2 separate regions of the Homo sapiens genome follow, and region 2 is linked to region 1. A link is a contact called in ENCODE Hi-C data. All regions are on one chromosome and are shown on one strand. The core of a region is the stretch at or near the end of the contact, and the rest is flanking DNA. Distances in the headings are between cores, read along the strand shown.

The links. A loop is a pair of places that touch in the nucleus more often than their neighbours do. Pooled maps may share reads with other maps.
Region 2: a pooled map shows a loop between it and region 1 (5-fold over the local background). The contact joins the promoter of TIMM21 here to the enhancer-like site in region 1. A Hi-C loop is called at or near these places in 2 of 50 pooled maps.

The regions. Positions count from the first base shown.
Region 1 is chr18:73,070,184-73,076,495 of GRCh38, reverse strand. No RefSeq gene overlaps it. Among named protein-coding and RNA genes, the nearest start is that of LINC02864, 190 kb to the left of the region's middle. Within about 2 kb of position 2,960, at least 2 of the 41 ENCODE cell types and tissues checked have a DNase peak (open chromatin) inside an H3K27ac peak, as active enhancers do.
Region 2 is chr18:74,145,952-74,152,263 of GRCh38, reverse strand. TIMM21 (translocase of inner mitochondrial membrane 21) reads right to left here and starts at 3,741. Exons shown (of 6, transcript NM_014177.3): 1 at 3,155-3,741. The coding sequence starts at 3,455. FBXO15 (F-box protein 15) reads left to right here and starts at 4,430. Exons shown (of 10, transcript NM_001142958.2): 1 at 4,430-4,594. The coding sequence starts at 4,479. RefSeq lists enhancers at 548-1,747, 3,491-3,580, 3,661-3,710, 3,741-3,860 and a silencer at 4,551-4,700.

The DNA.
Region 1 (6,312 bases), core at 1,711-4,210:
AACAGCAGCTAGACTTGACTGTCCCAGTTTGCAGATTCCAAAGCCCCCATACGAAGTAGAAACTCCTTTACTTTTCCAGTTTGGGATTGTGTGAATTCTTTCAAAGCTGCTTAAATCTCTGGAAGCCTTACTGTCAAATGTGCACTTAATCATTGAGTCAAATAATTAATTTGAGCATTAAAATAAATGATTCTCTTCTTTAAAAAAATAATTGAAAATGTAAATAAATAAACCCAAATAATCAGGCTCTATTCTTCCTGAATGCCTGGTGTGCTGAATGATCCATTCGCTACTGTATAATAAGACGTGTGGGAGAGAGAAAAACAGCAAGCGAGAACAATGCAAACCTTAAAACAAAAAATCCAGTGCCTGATGTTAATAGAAATAACACTCATCTAACAACATTAAACTGCTTACCATACCCTTTTAGTAGTAGTTTCAAGAACCAAAACAGTTATAAAATGTAGACTGAATAGAAGCAAATCCAAGACATGGTATTATGAATTACGTAGGTGCATCTGGGGTGCTGTGCCCACCTGTCAGCTGTTGTTTCTGTACATTTTATGTATGCATTTCTTAAAGGATTTGCAGAAAGAGTGTAGTATGATTTTTCTGCATATGTTCTCATTAAGGACAGAAATTTGAAATTTTAGTTACCCTAAATCATATTTGCAAATCTGAATAATCAAATAAATGTATGGCCTTGTGAAAAGTTTACAATATTAGGGTGATTCAGGGCTTAAAGACTTAATGGGTTTGATAATAGAATATATTCTTCACGTAGAAACATTAAGTGTTTATATAGTGATATTGTAAAACTAGCATCAGCACAGAGGAAAGTTGTAAAGAATATCAGATTCTCTATATGCACTTATGTATTTAACCACTGATGCAAGTTCTATCCAGCTGTTTGCTGGCCCTCCAAATATGTCCACATCCCAGTCTCTGGAATCTGGAATACATTAGTTTATATGGCAAAAAGGACATTCCAGAAGTGATTAATTATCTTGAGATGAGGGGTTATCCTGGATTGTATGTGTGAACCTGGTATAATCACAAAGGTCTTTATGAAAGGGAGGCAGTGAGGTTAAGAGTCAGCAATGGATATGTAATGATGTTGTGCTGACTTTGAAAATGGAGGAAGGCACCATGAGGTGAGGAACGCACGTGGCCTCTGGAAGCCGGCAAAGTGAAGGAATCAGATGCTTCCCTAGAGCCTCCAGAATGACCCAGCCAGGCTGATGCCTTGGCTTTAGCCCAGTGAGGTTGATTTGGGACTTCTGATCTCCAGAAATCTAAACTGGGCTGTTTTACATCTCTAAATTTTGGTAGTTTGTTGCAGCAGCAGTAGGAAATTAATAAAGTTACCATGATCACGTCCCCACCACAACTATCATAACCCAGCTTCTCATACTTGTCCCCAAAAGGATGCTGATTATGTTGCTCTGTGATTTTATACCATAGAAGATACAACTGGACTCATTATGAACTTTTGCATTCAGGGATTATTAGCAAAGGCTTTCAAAATCTGTAGCAGATATTATCTTTGCAAAAAAAGATGAATTTTCAGTTTCCATAATGAGACGATTATATTGCTCATATTTATAAAAACAATACTTTTTTTTTTTTTTTGAGACAGAGTCTCATTCTGTCACTCAGGCTGGAGTGCAGTGGCGCAATCTCCCCTCACGGCAAGCTCCACCTCCCAGGTTCATCCCATTCTCCTGCCTCAGCCTCCCGATCAGCTGGGACTACAGGCTCCCGCCACCACGCCCGGCTAACTTTTTTGTATTTTTAGTAGACACGGGGTTTCACCATGTTAGCCAGGATGGTCTCAATCTCCTGACCTCATGATCTGCCCGCCTTAGCCTCCCAAAGTGCTGGGATTACAGGCGTGAGCCACCGCGCCTGGCCAAAACAATACCATTTTTGAACCTAAAATTCTTTACTCTCTTTGATTATCATGGTGGGACCCTTAAGGGTGCTGTGTGCTACCTCCAAATCCAGGCCATCTCTGGAAAAATGGTAGGACGAGGGACCAAAGAATTTCAATATATAGTGGGCATTTGAGGGTATAAAGGACAACTGTTCCTCCTTTGTTGTACCTTAAAATCAAGAACCAACCAACAACTCATTTATTCATGGAAATGAGGGACAAAGCATGTCATATCACAAACCTTTATGTGATAATTAATGTTACTATGAGCATCCATGTTCTTCAGTGCTGACAAGTATACTAATATTTAAAATAAACTAATGATATTTATGATAAAAACTTATTTAAGATATTTCAGACTAGTAAACGTGATTCTAAGTAATACTCAAATCATATTTTTATGACAAGAACCATCAAATTATTGTGTGATATTATGAAAACACCAGGGAGCGAAATGTTATTTTATACATCTCTTGTCTTTCCAGATTAAAAAAGGTACAAAAGATAATGACATCTGCAATAGACTCTGCATTCCTTCCCCCTTCTAAGATAAAATGTTCTTTCTGTTTAAAACACACTTCCTGTGTGAAAGATTGGTTTGTGTGCATGATAGCAGAGCTTTTTCACCATTCACGCATGAGAAGAATGTACAAAGAAAGACAAAGCGTCAAAATGTTCTTCCTAAAAATAGTGCTAGAAAGGGAACTGATTCTTTCTTAGATTATATCAGTGATGCGTTTCTCCAGAATAAATATAACAAATATATAACTATATACATTCAAAATTACATATATATAAATGGGGTAACAAGTCAAAGGGCTCATAGGCAGAGCCTTTAATAAGCTTGTAAAATTAACCCGAGATAAATCCCATGTTTGTTCAACTTAGTATAATAAACTGTTAGTGGTTATGTCAGTTTTTGACGATGACTTTCAATACCAAAAAATAAAGATATGTGGCTGGGCGTGGTGGTGCACTCATGTAATCGCAGCACTTTGGGATGCTGGGACAGGCGGATTACCTGAGGTCAGGAGTTCGAGACCAGCCTGGCCAACATGGTGAAACCCCATCTCTACTAAAAATACAAAAATTAGTCGAGTGTGGTGGCTCACACCTGTAGTCGCTACTCATGAGATGAGGCAGGAGAATAGCTTGAGCCCAGAAGGCAGAGTTTGCAGTGACCCCAGATTGTGCCACTGCACTCCAGCCTGGCCGACAGAGTAAGACTCTGTCCCTAAGGAAATAAATAAATAAATATATGTATAAAGTTACGCATATTTAAAAATATTAATATATAATATTCAAATGAGGAATGTCAGGGATTCAGATACATTTATAAAGTGAGGCATGGGATATTTTGAAATACCAAGAACTATCCCTTTCCACGATATGCTTTGCTGCTCTGTTTCACCCAGGATGTGGCTGACCACACCTGCAATATCTTTTGCCTTGGAGAAGGCATGATGGGGGACAAATTATTGGTCTTTAAAGGCATTATGGCAAAAACATTTTGGCTGGGAGTAATATAGATTTGAAAGGAAGTTTGATTAGTCCAATGTTAAAGCCATGTTTTCTTCAGACTGGGAAAGCTACTGAAAGTGCACAGCAGGAGGAGATCATAGAACACAGTGGGACCCTTAAGGGTGCTGTATGCTACTGGTGAACCCAGGCCATTTCTGGAAAAGGGAAAGGATAAGGGACCACAGAATTCCCAGATATTATGGATATCTGAGTCTATAAAGGAGAACTGTTCTCCTGTATTAGGTACAGCCTGGGAAATTTCAATGGTTTTGTTTGCCATTGAAGCAGAAGAAAAGGGCATTTGGACAAACAGAAGTATCATAACTGGCAGCAGTCCAGCTACCTAGACAGACCCAACCCAGGAGTGTCAGGGCCATCTTTTCCTATGAGTCTGCTGTGGCGTGGGTGCAGCACGGTCAGCCTGGAGAGATCTCACAGCTGAGAAGAGGAGGTGGTGGATATGCAGGCAAGGATGTGACTTGCTCATGCCTCCACTCAGGGTTAACAACAAACACACCTATGGTTTTAGTCTAGGAGAGAGGTGAGAAAGCAACTTTTCATGAAAGAACAGTTTGGCTGGTTTGACTTCATTATGTATTTTTGTTGTTGTTGTTGTTTTGTTTTGGTTTGTTTTGTTTGAGATGGAGTCTCGCTCTGTCGCCCAGGCTGGAGTGCAGTGGCGCGATCTCAGCTCACTGCAAGCTCCGCCTCCCAGGTACATGCCATTCTCCTGCCTATCAGGGGAACCCACCCCCAATATTTCAACATAGGTTCTTTCTATTTTCCATAAGTGTTGGCTGGCTGAGAAATAAACAGAAAGAATACAAAGAGAGGAATTTCACAGCTGGGCCTCCGGGGGTGACATCACATATCGGTAGGACCGTGATGCCCAGCTGAGCCATAAAACCAGCAGGTTTTTATTAAGGGTTTCAAAAGGGGAGGTGGTGTACGAACGGGGAGTAGGTCACAAAGATCACATGCTTCAAAGGGCAAAAAGGAGAACAAAGATCACATGCTTCTGAGGAAACAAGACAAAAGGCAAAACAGAACTACTGATAAGGGTCTATGTTCAGCTGTGCATGGATTGTCTTGATAAACATCTTAAACAACAGAAAACAGGACTTGAAAGCAGAGAACCAGTGTGACCTCAAATTTACCAGGGCGGGGTTTCCCAATCCTAGTAAGCCTGAGGGTACTGCAGGAGACCAGGGCGTATTTCAGTCCTTATCTCAACCACATAAGACAGACAATCCCAGAGCGGCCGTTTATAGACCTTCCCCCAGGAATGCATTCCTTCCCCAGGGTATTAATTATTAATATTCCTTGCTGGGAAAATAATTTAGCGATATCTTCCCTATTTGCACATCTGTTTACAGGCTCTCTGAAAGAAGAAAAATATGGCTTTATTTTGCCCGATCCCACAGGCAATCAGATCTTATCGTTGTCTTCCCTTGTTCCCTGAAAATCGCTGTTATTCTGTTCTTTTTCAAGGTGCACTGATTTCATATTGTTCAAACACACATGTTTTACAATCAATTTGTACAGTTAACACAGTTGTCACAGTGGTCCAGAGGTGACGTACATTCTCAGCTCACGAAGATAACAGGATTAAGAGATTAAAGTAAAGATGGGCATAAGAAATTATAAAACTATTAATTTTGGGAACTGATAAATGTCCATATTAAAATGACATCTTCACAATTTATATTTAGACATTAAAGTAAAGACAGGCATAAGAAATTATAAAAGTATTATTTCGGAACTGATATATGTCCATATTAAAATGAAATCTTCACAATTTATGTTCCTCTGCTGCGGCTCCAGCCGGACTGCCAGTCCAGCCAACTGGACTGCTGCCACTTATGATACTTCTGTTTGTCCAAACACCCTTTTCTTCTGCTTCAACAGCAAACAAAACCATTGAAATTTCCCAGGCTGTACCTAATACAGGAGAACAGTTATCCTTTATAGTTATCCACCTGCCTCAGCCTTCCAAGTAGCTGGGACTACAGGTACCCACCACCATGCCTGGCTAATTTTTTTGTATTTTTAGTAGAGACTGGGTTTCACTGAGTTAGCCAGGATGGTCTCGATCTCCTGACCTCGTGATCCACCCGCCTCGGCCTCCCAAAGTGCTGGGATTACAGGCGTAAGCCACCGTGCCTGGCCCATGATGTATTTTTTTTTAATTGTAAAACTCTTAAATACTGCTAATCTTGCATATTTTTAAAAGGACATCTTCAATTGTTTTAAACTTACAGAATTCCTTGTGAATTACAATGGGCAGAACATTATGTCGTAAAGAAACTCTACTGCTGAAGGGGAGATATAATTTCATCAGGCTCAGGAGACATCAGTGCTACAATTGGAAGCTTTATAGACAAAGATGGACTAAGGAAGTTGCATAAGTTTCTAGAATAAACTAAAGAAAGACTTCTCATCTCAAAATCAAACTTATGAAGGCAAAGAAAATATAGAGCTGTTTAGCCCAGATAAGAAATAGAAGTACACTTTTAACAGTTATTATTAAATACCATTTCTTATTTGTATATAATGGTTTTAACACTAGTAAGAGTATTTGAGAAAATTAAAAAACTAGTTTAAGACAGAGGCCAAAGACTTTACAGAAAACGCATTTTATTAAACATTAGAAAAAATTTTAAAAGTGCTTTTTGGTGGGGTACTGTGGCTCACACCTGTAATCCAAGCACTTTGGGAGGCCGAGGGGGGTGCATCACCTGAGGTCAGGAGTTTGAGACCAGCCTGGCAAACGTGGTGAAACCCCGTCTCTACTAAAAATACAAAAATTTGCCGGGTGTGGGGATGCACACCTGTAATCCCAGCTACTTGAGAGA
Region 2 (6,312 bases), core at 2,492-4,991, 1.1 Mb before region 1:
AAGGTCAGGGTCCTGATTTGGGAGGAAAGGCAACCTAAAGCTGGGTAGGGGGCCCTTGAGGTCAATGTTGTAAAAAATCTTGAATCCCAATTCTCCTGACCCCTCTAGCCCTGAAGCAGCAGCTCAGTGTCTGGTAAAGGTTGGCACTTCCTCCACCTTGGAAACTGGGCGAGGGGTGGGTGGGGGTTTCTGCCTAGCAAGATACGTGCTGCTCTCAGGAGGGCTCTCCACCTCCCCTCCTGGCCAAGTTACAACACGACTGGGCATGAGAAGGGTGAGAAGAACAATACTCGGAAGGAGCTGGAGGTCCCCCCGGGGGGGGGGGGAACATAGACACCACTGCTTCTTAAGGGTGGTGTGTCAAGGGCACAGAACACAAAACCAGCTGAGAGTTGATCAGCATGGGGCACGCTCCTGTGATGAATTTAGCAACCAGGCAAGCACCCTGGGAACTGATATGCAGCTGGCTAGGTCTGCTCCTGGAAACTTCGAGACAGTGATGGTCCACATTAAGTAAAAGTGACAGAACAGCCATGGCAAACTGGACGAAAGGCTCAACAGCCTCCAAGAATGGGGATGCTACCATAGATATAAGATATAAAGCCCGAAAACCCACCAGCTGACTATGTTCTTAGGAGGGACAGGAGGACACTGTGTACCAAAGCCACAAGGAAGCCACAGTTACATCTTTATAGAGCAGGATGCCCTGACAGAAATGGAGATGAAAGAATTATGAAGCAGAGACCAGGCTGGGGTGTTAAACAGAAGCCAAGGTGGGTGCAACCATCATAACTAATGGCAAGGCTGGAGTGGCAGTCGGGAGTGTCTGACCTACAGAAAGCAACAGAGTTGATGACTAGAACACAGTGTTTCCAAAGGGAAGACACAAGGGCAGCGGACAAGGCTACTTCTGAATTACACAGTCATGAGAAATTAACTACAGATGATTCCTGAGGCTGAAGGCAGCTGCTCTAATGCAAAGTCCTGAACATTGCCCCAGTTTCTGGACCTGAACCAGTTTTCAGACCTGGAACGCATTTACTGAAGGAAAGCGTATGTAACTGACTCCCCCCGTCCTTCACCAAAAGGACCTACAGTTATCAACTTGGACATAGTCTGTGCTGACAGTGATACCCAAGGACCCAAAGAGTCATGATGACCCCCTGACCGCCCTCCATCACCGGATGTAAGAAGCTCACAGGTGGGTCCAGGGACTTACCTGGCAATAATTTCTGTGATTTCCAAATGTATAAATCAAGGGGATGTACTGAGTAACTGGCAACAATAACTCCCACTTTAGTTCCTTTGGAAGTGGGTTAAGAGCCATCGCAGTGGGAAAAGTCAAATGGAAGCCCCTGAAGCTGCCCTTTCGGTGACCAAGATAGGAAATTAAAAATGATATCACATCTATGGGGAATGGCAGAGTATTCTTAGAGACCTTAGATACAGGCATGGCGATCCCCATCACGGTCCCTTGTAATTTACCAGTCTTCCTTTACAAAACACAAATAGGTGCTGGAGAATGACAGTGGTTAACTGCAAACTCAACCAAGTGGCAGCCGGGGTACACATGTAATACCACAAATGGTAACTTTACAGGGGAATGCATTAACACAATCTCATGGTATTGGCCATTGCTTTGAAGAACGCCTTCTATTCAGAAGCAGCAGCAGTAGTCTGTAGTAACATGAAACAGATAATAACAGTGTATGTTTATGATCCTGCCCAGGATTTGCTAATTCTCTCACCCTCTATCATAACAGTCTTAAGGGACTGAAACCTTCTGGACCTGGGCTGTCTAATACAGTAGCCACTTGCCACTCATGGCTATTTCAGTTCAATTTTAAATTAATTAAAATTAAATCAATTCAGTTCTTCAGTCACAAGTTTTAGCAACATTTCAAGTGCTCAAAATAGCTACAAGTGGCCAGGAACTACCCAAATGGACAGCACAGATATAGGACATTTCTATGCAGAAAGTTTTATTTGAATAATGCTGTTCTGGACATTCAGGAGAATATCACATTTGTCTACTATATTTATGCCATCATGTTAGAGCCCATAAGTAACAAGTGGCAAGTGTGTTAGAAGGCTTGGTCAGAGAAGCTGCAAGTGTGAGAGGTGGGTCCAACAAAGATGCAGAGGCTCATCAACACATGAGCCGACCTCGTGGGGCTACACTGGGGCGTGCCAAGACATGCCCTCCCAAGTAAAAGACAATTGTACCCTATACCTCCTACCACAATGCTTCATAGGCCTGTTTGAATTCTGGACGCAGCATATTCCATATTTGGGAATGTTGCTCCCATCAATTCACTCAGCCACAAGGACTGTCACGTCTGAATGGGGTGCAGATGAGGGAAGGGGTCCCTAAGCAGGCCTGGTGTGCAGTGCAAGCATGAGCACTGTTGCCTGAGCCAGATGACCTGATGCACATGCTGTTTGCCACTTCTATGCCTTTCACCTCTGCATACAGGTTGTTCCTTCGTGCTGAACTAGTATGAATGAAAAGCTAGGTTTTTGGCATAGTCAGCAGACTCTAAAACAATTGGTATGATCCAATTTTTTGGGTTAAAAATTATTAAAAGGTATGTGTATGAAAGTGCAAAATGTTAAAAATAGTCATCTTCGTGTGGTATAATCATGGCGGTCTAAATTGCTTTGTCTTTTTTTTTCCTACAAATCACATGCGAAATGAAGACATTAAAAAAAAATCTTAAAATATCTGTGAATACATCTCTGACTTTCCCTGACAACTTACATTCCATCCTCCCTATTTTATGTTTTTCTATTACTGCAGGTAACATGTGAAAGTTTTCCCTACCAGTTATGAGTCAATAATCTCTCTCTCTCTCTTTTTATCCTATCCAATTACTCTTTATTATATGTAACAGAGCCAATATAACTTGAGAAAAATTTCCCAAACATAATGAAAAAAAGTTATATCAAATTCAAGATCAACTTTCACATCTGAGTTCCAATCTGTGAAGAAAACTGTAGATCTATATGTTCTAGTTCTAAATTATGTTTAAACGGTTTTTAAAAATTCATGTGAATTGCTTTTTCACCTTTAGCAGTGAACTTGGTATAAAAGGGCATTGGCAGCTCTTGTCATGTCTGTTGAAAGCCCAATCATTAAAGTACTCCTTTTTACCTTTTTGTGATGTTGGGACGGCGGTTCCCCCTCTCTGACTCCTGTGCACAGACACTTGTTTGCTGCCATCCTCCTTTGCTTTTCGGGGGCTCGGTCCCTGCGTCCAGATGGTTTTCTGGGTGACTCCAAGAATACATCTAGGTCGCAGCGTTTTCTTTTGATATTGAAGCCCACATCTCAAACTGGGCTCAGTCTTCAAGCACGCTTTGTTAAGCACGATGTATGGCAAAAGCAATCGCTTTGCCGAGGACCTGTGCAGCTTCTCCGTATACTGTACGGCTCGTAGAAAAGTACAAATCATGTTCACGGAAAATCGTTCCGCTTAGGGACGATGCTAACTACAATTAGGAAAGCTTTAGGGTTCACTACACATGCGGCCGGACACGTACTCAAGCCTATACGTTTACATTACATGGGGTGTTAGGCAAAAACGTCAGTTTCCGCAGCGTAAATGAAAACGAAAAGTCTCCAGGGAGAACCTGATGTCTACCTTCCCTTCTGTCTTCTTTCCATTTTAATTAACAGGCTCTGATCACCTTCTGGGCTGACATTCACAGTGTCCCCGCCATGCCTTCGCAAAGTCACCTGGGAAACCCCCGTCTTCCTGGGAATAGTAGTTTGAAAACCTCGCTCTTAACTGGGATACGGCAAAGAGGCGCGCAAAAGAGACTACATCTCCCACAATTCAAGGCGGCCAGAGCACGGCGCAGGTCCTTCCCGCGCCCCCAGACGCCTCCGCGCCCAGCGTCGGCGCAGACGCTGCGCGTCCCTGGAGCGGCGGAAAGTGGGGTGTTGGTGGGGGAATTGGTACCACCCACCCTACGTGGTTCAGGCGGGACTTGCAAAAGCCAAATTAGCAGTTACAATCTACGTGTTTTCCTGATCCTTATAGAGAGGACTGTGCACAGTGGGAAATACCCCCTTGGACTGTGGTCTTGCCAATTCCGCGTGGGCAAATGATTTAGTTTTTGCGTTTTACTGTGTTTTCAGAAAAACTGGACAATAAAGAGTCAGCAAGTGGGGATGAACGAGGCCGCTGCAAAGCAGGCACCGGTTTCCTAAATGGTTAAGCCGCGAACTTGGCTTGGCGCCCTAGGCGGCAGAATGTTAGGGGTGGGTAAGGAAGCCGAGGCCCGGAAGTTTCTAGAAGCCCGCTCTGTGAGCGGGTGTCTGGCGCGGTGCCGTCTGCGCAAGGGTGGGCATACCGTTACTTTTGCTCACGCGCGCATGCGCATAAGGGGTGTGGCGACGTGCGGGCGTGGGGGCGGTGCGTGCACTCTTCGTTTCAGCCCTGGCGCGGTCCTGTGGTGAACTCCTTGTCTCTATGGCGACTGGACGCGGTCGGATCTTGCAGCAGCACTGGCTCGGCCTCCAGACGCTGCGCGGGCCCAGCAGGGGCGGTGGCGCGGCCCGGGGGCGCGCCAGGGCCTTTGGGTGCAGGTGACTGTAGGGCCTGCGGGTGGGGTCCCCTGGCGGGAAGCCCGTCACTGCGCGGCCCCGCTCTCTTCACCGTGTATTTTATTCGTCCAGCTTGGCGCAAGGCCCGTGGCCGTCTTCAACGTGAGAAGGGTATGGAAGAACGACCGGAGGAAATCCTTTCTACCCTGCAACGTGGGGTACCCTAAGTTATGACACAAATAGAGTAGCCTCTCGGGGAAATATTTTTTCTTGCGGCGCCTGTGGCCGGGGATGCGCGCACCTGCCAGGACAGGTGCAGGTCCAAGAGGTCGTTTCTCCGGGATGCGTGCCCTAAATTCACGTGTGCTCCGCCCCTGCCTTCGTATTTTCGCTCTTCTGTAACCAAGAATCTCCCTTCGTGTTTTTCATGACCTTACAACTTAGGGAAGTAGAGTCTGTTCATCAAAACCTTATCAGTTGACACCCTCATCCCCCAAGCAGATACCTCGGGCAGGCAGGTTGGTCTGGCGGGTGGGGGGCAGCACTTTCTGCACCTCCAACGTCAAGGCTAAGTTGCCATCTACATTGCCAGGTCTTGCTCATCTGCTTTCCAGAAGCATCTTCAGCGTGAAGAAGTAAAATGAGCCAGTGCATCAGAAGTATCAGCATGCATAATGGTACCTTATGAAATCCCTCTCATTATATCGTGAGCTGTTCCCTAGCTGTGTACCCATCACTGCAGTTAGTTTACAGATGGAGGGATAATGCCAAGAATGGTTTACATTCTTGAGGATTATCTTTCTGCTTGTAAGACTCCTTGATTTATAAATAGGGAAAGTCATGCATATTTTGCCTTCTAATAAACCAATGGTCTATGTTTAAGCACACAAAGGGAGTCTATTACATACTAGTTGAACTACTTGTTTTTTCCCCCTGAATCTCCAGAACTATGTCCTGTGTCCTCTCTAGGTCTCCATTACTTCCACTTACCTGTTTTCAGAAGCCCAGCCCTGTTGCTTAGTGCTGTGATAATAGTTCTTAATTGAATACCTATAATGCTAGACATACCACAAGCCTTGTCACAAATAGAATGGTGACAATGCCTGCAAAAATTCTTTTATGTAGGAGAAAAAGCAGGAATTTAAATAGGAAACTTGAACTTTTAATCAATTTGCTGCTATTACTAAAATTAGTCTTTACATAGTGCTCTATTAGGGGGAAGCAGAATGATTTTTATATGATGAATCTTTTATCCTTTGTAAGTTGAGTGAACTTCCTGGATTGATATAATTAGAGGGCCTGTCATTATGCCTGGCATGGGAACCTGCATTTCAAGCTGATTTGGAAATGTATGCATTATTTTTGGTAAAGAAAAGTCCGCTGCTAAAAATAGAATGATTGACTATGGTCAAAGCAGGTGGTTATTTTAATATATCGCTGTGGAAAATTAGATGTTGTTAAGGAATCAGTGTTCCCTTTTAACACAAAATGTGAATATGTATAAATATCACAAACTGTAAGAAGTGTAGCAGAAAGCGTATTAAGTTGGCTTAATTTGTACCTGCTGTAATTTATTTGATTTGCCAGATATTTAAAATGAAGCACAGTCATTAGGTTTTTAAAATATTGGACTTATTGAAAGCTATCAGACAAAAACCTGTCACTTGAAAAAAAGTGTTTTCAAACTAAATTTATCTTGCTAAATGTATCAGTGTATGTCTACACTTAACCTTGTAGACGTATAGATTCGCATAAAAACA